2 separate regions of the Homo sapiens genome follow, and region 2 is linked to region 1. Evidence: read pairs that join two places in POLR2A ChIA-PET (ENCODE). Cell type or tissue: GM12878. All regions are shown on one strand. Each heading gives the region's core, and the rest is flanking DNA. Links, peaks and the distances in the headings are about the cores only.

Region 1 (2,908 bases), core at 263-2,762:
ATTTTAGAAAAATAAGGCTGAATATAACCAGAATCTTTCTAGAATCACAGATAGAAGTTGAGTGAAGAAGAGATTCATGTTTTTCATCTTTTGCTCACTCCAGGGCCTAAGCTCACTAAGGGAAGAGCGGGAATCTCCAGCAGTATTTGGTTTTCTCTTTTTCTTTTTTGCAAAACATAGTTGAATTCATAAATATGCATATGATACAAATCCATTGTTAAATATATTGGTGATCACCCAGGGTTTTTTTTTTTTCCTCTAGTGTGCAGATTTATTTTAGGAGTTCTACTTAAAAATGCAGTTAACTCTAAAGTTTTGTGAATTTTTTAAGTTATTTACTGAGTACTACTAGATGCCAGGTACATACATTATTCTTATACATTAAGCATGTGGTTCCTAATCAGAATTATGTATAAGATTCACCTGAAGAACTTTAAAAAAAAAATGAAATGACCAAGGCCTATCTCAAATCTACTGAATTCCTTTCCTCTGGGGATGGGCACTTGGCACATTATTTTTTTAAGCCTTATGGGAGATGCCGATGTGCATTTCTTGGCTAATAACCACTGCTTTAGGCTATCATCCACCAATAGCTAAACTGTCAACCAGAGTCACTAATAATAAACTTGGCTTATTTCACAACTTTGTCTAGGGACTGCTTGTCAATGCTTCCTAGTTTCTGACTACCGCCTATGTATGTCCTCATTTCTTTCCTGGTCTGCCTCATCGCCTCACCTTCCACTATGTCTGGACTTCTGAACTGGACATGTAATCTCTGATCTCAGAAGTCATCATCATAAGCATAGGTTCTGATTATGGCTGGCTCACTGGACTTGGTTTTCCTTACCTTTGCATCTAACCCTATCTCTACTACATACTTTCACTTATGACCCTAGTATGACAACCTGCTAACACCATCGAGTCAGGGAAGAGCGAGCCATGATGGTGATGATGGCAGCAGCCCGTCTGAAGTGGCTGCTGCCCTGACGCTGGCTATAATCGGGGAGGCACGGCTACAGCCGCGGCGGTGCTCTATGGAGCCAGCAAGAGCTGGGAACAGGCAGAAGCCCTGCCCGCTTCCAAGTTGGAAGAGTGGGAGTCCTGCCCTCCTGAGTGCAGCTGCAGCCACCCAGTCATGGTTGTGGACCCATTCATCTCCGGACAAGTGGAGGGTAAGCAAGGCAAAGAGGTGCTTTGCTGAGCGACAGAACAGCTCAGAGGAGACCTGAGGGCAATGGGTAGCTTCTTTCTGCAGGCAAGTCATCCCAATAAGTGTCCAGCTCTTAGCAGAGAGGAGACCCACAGTGGGTAGTTCCTCTCAGCAGGCAAGTCATCCCGTCATCTTCTCAGCTCTCCACAGAGAGAAGACCCACTCTCAGGGGACCAGGAAGCTCCCTGCTCCCGCAGGCTTGGAAGTGCCTGCTCCCACTGCCTGGCCTCTCCCCGCTCCCAGCACCCGCTCTGATTTCAGAGCAAAGTTGTGACTAAGCCTGGGTGCTGTCACGACCCGACCAGGTGTGCACGTGCTTGGGGCAGCATTGACACGCAAGCCCCATGCTGCCTCAGTCCCCTCTGGACTTTGGGTGCTGATGAGCACAGGAGGGAGGCAGGCCGAGGCGGGAATAAGGACATCTCAGTGAAGGCCTGTAGGTACCACTTAGCATGAACAACCTGGGCGCCATGGGCACTGTGGATGGCAGGTTAATGGCAGCAGGATCCACACAGGCTCCTGGGCGGAAAGGGGTGGGTCCCCGGTAACGCCAGGGGTCAGGCTGCCAGTTCCATGCAACGGAGTGAGAACTTATGGTGCTTTCTCCAGGCCTGCCCATGGCTGCGCCATGGACCAATCAGCACACACTTCTTCCTCTCAGAAGCCCATAAAAACCCTGGAGTGAACCAGACTTGGGCAGACAATGAGATGACCTGCTTGCAGACAGGAGCTACCCACTGTGGGTCTATGGACACTGTGGGTCTCCTCTGTGGAGAGCTGAGCAGATGACAGGACCACCTGCCTGCTGAGAGGAACTACCCATTGTGGGTCTCCTCTCTGCTGAGAGCTGGACACTTATTGGGATGACCTGCCTGCAGAAAGAAGCTACTCATTGCCCTCAGGTCTCCTCTGAGCTGTTCTGTCACTCAACAAAGCACCTCTTTGCCTTGCTCACCCTCCACTTGTCCACATACCTCATTCTTCCTGGATGTGGGACAATAACTCGGGACCTGCCAAATGGCATGGCTGAAAGAGCTGTAACACAAACGGGCTGAAATATGCCCCTTGCTTGCCATGTTGTGGGCAACACAACAAGAGAAGAGAGAAGAAGAGAAGAAGAAAGGAAAGAGAAGGGGGAAGAGAGGAGAGAAGAGCTGTGGCCCTTTAGGAAGCCTAGACCTAGGAGCTCCCTGTGACAACCTCTTTGGGGCTCTGCAGCTCCTGGCATCTCCAAGCTTCCAGGTGCCACTGCATTCCCTGGTGCCAGCTGTGGAAGCTGCTTGCAGTACACCTGGACCAGCCACAGCCTTGCAAGGGGCCAGCCCCTAGAGCTGCCCGCCCTCCTGCAGCTGGCATGCCGGGCTGTATACAGTGGCCGGACCCCATGCTTGCTCGCTCACACACCCCTCGCTGCTCCGCACCTGGCTTGCACTTGGCAGGTGTGGGATCCAGGCCGTAGTATGAGCAGAGTGCAGCCTGCTGGGACTGGTGGGCAGAATGAGCCCGACCAAAATTCGGGCAGAGGTGCCATTTTTCCAGCTGGAAAAGTGACACTCCAAGGATCCTGTGACAATGGCTCCACTGAAAAATGATTTCGAATAACTGTAATAATAGGTAAGGTCATTGTGAACGCATGTTAATCTTCAGTAGTCTAGTTTGATTTCTTTCAAACATTGCTTCTACTTAGCAACGCAATTG
Region 2 (2,908 bases), core at 279-2,778, 130 kb after region 1:
GTATAATTTGCACTTTGACCCCTTTTATAGAGTTAGATTTTAAAAGTGAAGAAAAAAAAAGGAGAGTTGGGGTTATCCCCTATTTTTCTCCCTAGCACCTAGGCTGGATAACAAGACAGACAGGTGAGGCTGGTCCTCGCTAAGCCAGCCTCGCTCTTCAGGAATTGGCAAGCATAGTTAGTAGGAAAAACCATCCCAGGGGCTGTAGGCACAGGGCATGTGTCTTTCCTTCTTCTCCAAGGAGTGAGGGCATCCCTGATTTGTTACAACAGTCCTTCCCAGTGAGCTTGGCCATGACCTGCAGTTCTTCTCAGTAGCACCTGGAGCCACTTCCAATAAGTCAAAGTTGGTGTGTGAGAAGAAACACATTTGCCATCCCTGAAGTAGCCTGAACTGTTTCATAAGGACCCTTTGGCTCAGCTCTGAGAAACTCCATGACCTCCTGTGAACCCACAAAGTACAGGACTCCACTGGCTACTGGATGACACGCTGGGCAGCATGTGGGCAAGCCGCCTGGTGGAGTTATTACACAGTGGAGAAACTGACGGGTCACAAGCATGCCCAGGTGGCCCTGAAGCTCTGAAGCCCAGAGAGGGAGCTCCCAGGTGATGCCATGGGCTGTGGTCAGCCACTGCATTGGCTGTTATTCCTGTATATCCTTTTCATTTCCCACACACTATGGCCTGAGTCAAACACATCAGAAACATTTGTTCCTGGTCATATTGAGGCCACAATCTCAGAAAACAAATCACGAGCCACTATGAAGCTGCACAGGAGTTCATGAGTGGGAGTGAGGACAGCAAGGCTGGGGGAATTCCGTGAGTCTTTCAATAGTGGCTTTAAACAAATTCTGCTTGAGGGAGAGATTAGGGCTGGGGGAAAGGGGCACGTGGTCTCTGGCAGACCCTGCAGACTTCAGGAAAGAGCCTGGGAACAGGATGCCATGTTGATACATCAACACAATCCATTCTAGTTCAAGCTGAAGATAAAGCAAGATGACCACTTTTTTTTTTTTTTTTTTTTTTTTAGTTAGCAAAGGAGGGAAATAAGAAGATAAGGAGGAGGTGGAGAGAGCAACAGTTGGGTTTAAAGCATTTTGCAAATGAAAGTGGGCCCCTGGCACTGTGATGTGTAATGTGCTCTGCCCTTGGGGTACCAGGGAAGCTGCACCTCCATTTTCCAGGCTGTTCCTGGAACAGTGCAGCAGGGCCTAAGGGACAAGGTAAGGAAGATAATTAAAAAAGCAGAGGCAGAATTGCACACATTCTGCGAACATGCCCCAGAGGAGATCAGAGGTGGGAGGAGGTGGGAGGCTGTGAGATCAAGATTTCTAAACTTCGTTATTTCTATTTTTGTCACAAGAGTGACGGTGATGTGGTTTGGTTGGAGGGAAGTGAGTGCTGTGGGAGAGGCAGCACAGAGAAACCACAAAGGCTGGCACTGTTCTGGAATGTTTCTGGATGCAGGAACCTGGACACAATGTCTGTGTGAATAGCAATGACACCAAGACACAGACTTGGTGCCCAGTGCTCTGAACCCAGCAAGCCAACTGGGAAGCAAGGTGTCAGAATTAGGTTGCTGACGGAAGGCAGTGAGGCAGTGAAGCCTCCCTGGGAGGCTGGTGGATTGCCCTTTCGGGTGATGAAGACTGTTGGTCCTGCTCACCTCTTAGACAAGGGTATGAGGGATGGAGGTCTTGGTGGACAAGTCAGGGGCTCTCCCAGGGTTCTTACCTTGGGCAAAATGTCCCACCTTCAGGGCCCACTGCATCACACCTTGGAGCAGCTGCACTCCAACAGAGCCCAAAGCTGATTGTTTATAAAAAATGGAAAATTTCAAGAACAGTGGACTTCCCGGAACCTCTTTGTTGGGATTGGCAATGCACATAGTAGTATAAATGGGTTTTTTATTCTGAAGAATTACACCTTTAGTCAAAGCTAGAGCCTGGATTTAGCATGCCAAGGAGTGGTATGCACACCTGTAGTTACAACTACTCAGGAGGCCTAGGCGGGAGGATCACCTGAGCCCAGGAGCTCGCTACTGCAGTGGGCTATGATTGTGCCACTGCACTCCAGTCTGCCACAGAACAAGACCCCATCTCTAAAAATAAAAAATAAAAAGGATTTTAAAAAGAATGTCAATGAGTGGGAACCATCAGACACAAAAACACCACCTAGTTTAAACAGGGTTCAGTTATTTATTTCCTTCAACAAGCTAAGGGGCACCTGTGAGCCAGCAAGAGGGGGCCGAGTGGGGAAGGCACGTGCCACCTGTCAGGGACTGGCCCATCTCCCCCTTGGCTTTGGCTGCCACTCACTCTCGGTTGATGCATCCAGTGGTCTCCACTGGCAGAGATCTTGGTCTCCATCTTCCCCAGGGCAGAGTCCCTTATGGGTGGCATGTGGTGAACTGCAGCCAGCTCAGGACACACCGGGAAGATGTAGGGGGTCATCAACACTCACACAGTCTGGCAGCGGGTCTCTGTGTTAACTGCAGAGCCTGGGAACTCTGGACTTGCCTCATAGTTTAATGGTTTGTGGTTGGATCTACCATATTGGTTGTACTCCAAAATTATCTAAGCCATTACATCATTGGCTGTATATGTGGTTTCCAAATTATATCACAACTTACCAATTTATGCCATAAATTTTCTGTACAGTCTAAAATATGTTTATGACTTTGGGGTAGAGCTGTTTATTACTTTTGAAGGAGGTAGCCTTATGTTTATTGGGAATGGGGTAAACATGTTTATAATTTTAACTACTTTTGAGAAAAACATGTTTATAAGCAAAGGAATGTTTTTGGTGGAAAAGCTTGTTTACCAGTTTTAAGCACAGCAAACAGGTTTTTATTTATGCCTGTTAAAATGCAGGATGAGATATCCTTTACAAAAATTCACTTTGCATAT

Evidence for each region. Peaks named below come from ENCODE experiments on the same cell type or tissue, not always from the same donor. Only the 100,000 strongest peaks of a DNase experiment are listed, where the experiment ranks them.
Region 2: POLR2A ChIA-PET joins it to region 1 with 5 read pairs; 4 of 35 experiments call an interaction of 5 or more read pairs at or near these places.

What each region holds. Positions count from the first base shown.
Region 1 is chr13:51,455,384-51,458,291 of GRCh38, reverse strand. No RefSeq gene overlaps it. Among named protein-coding and RNA genes, the nearest start is that of INTS6-AS1, 3.5 kb to the right of the region's middle. In GM12878, for the core only: no CTCF peak of the experiment used is centred there; no DNase peak of the experiment used is centred there.
Region 2 is chr13:51,329,404-51,332,311 of GRCh38, reverse strand. No RefSeq gene overlaps it. Among named protein-coding and RNA genes, the nearest start is that of SERPINE3, 8.8 kb to the left of the region's middle. RefSeq lists an enhancer at 879-1,008. In GM12878, for the core only: no CTCF peak of the experiment used is centred there; DNase peaks (open chromatin) are centred at 601 and 1,435; H3K27ac peaks cover 469 bases.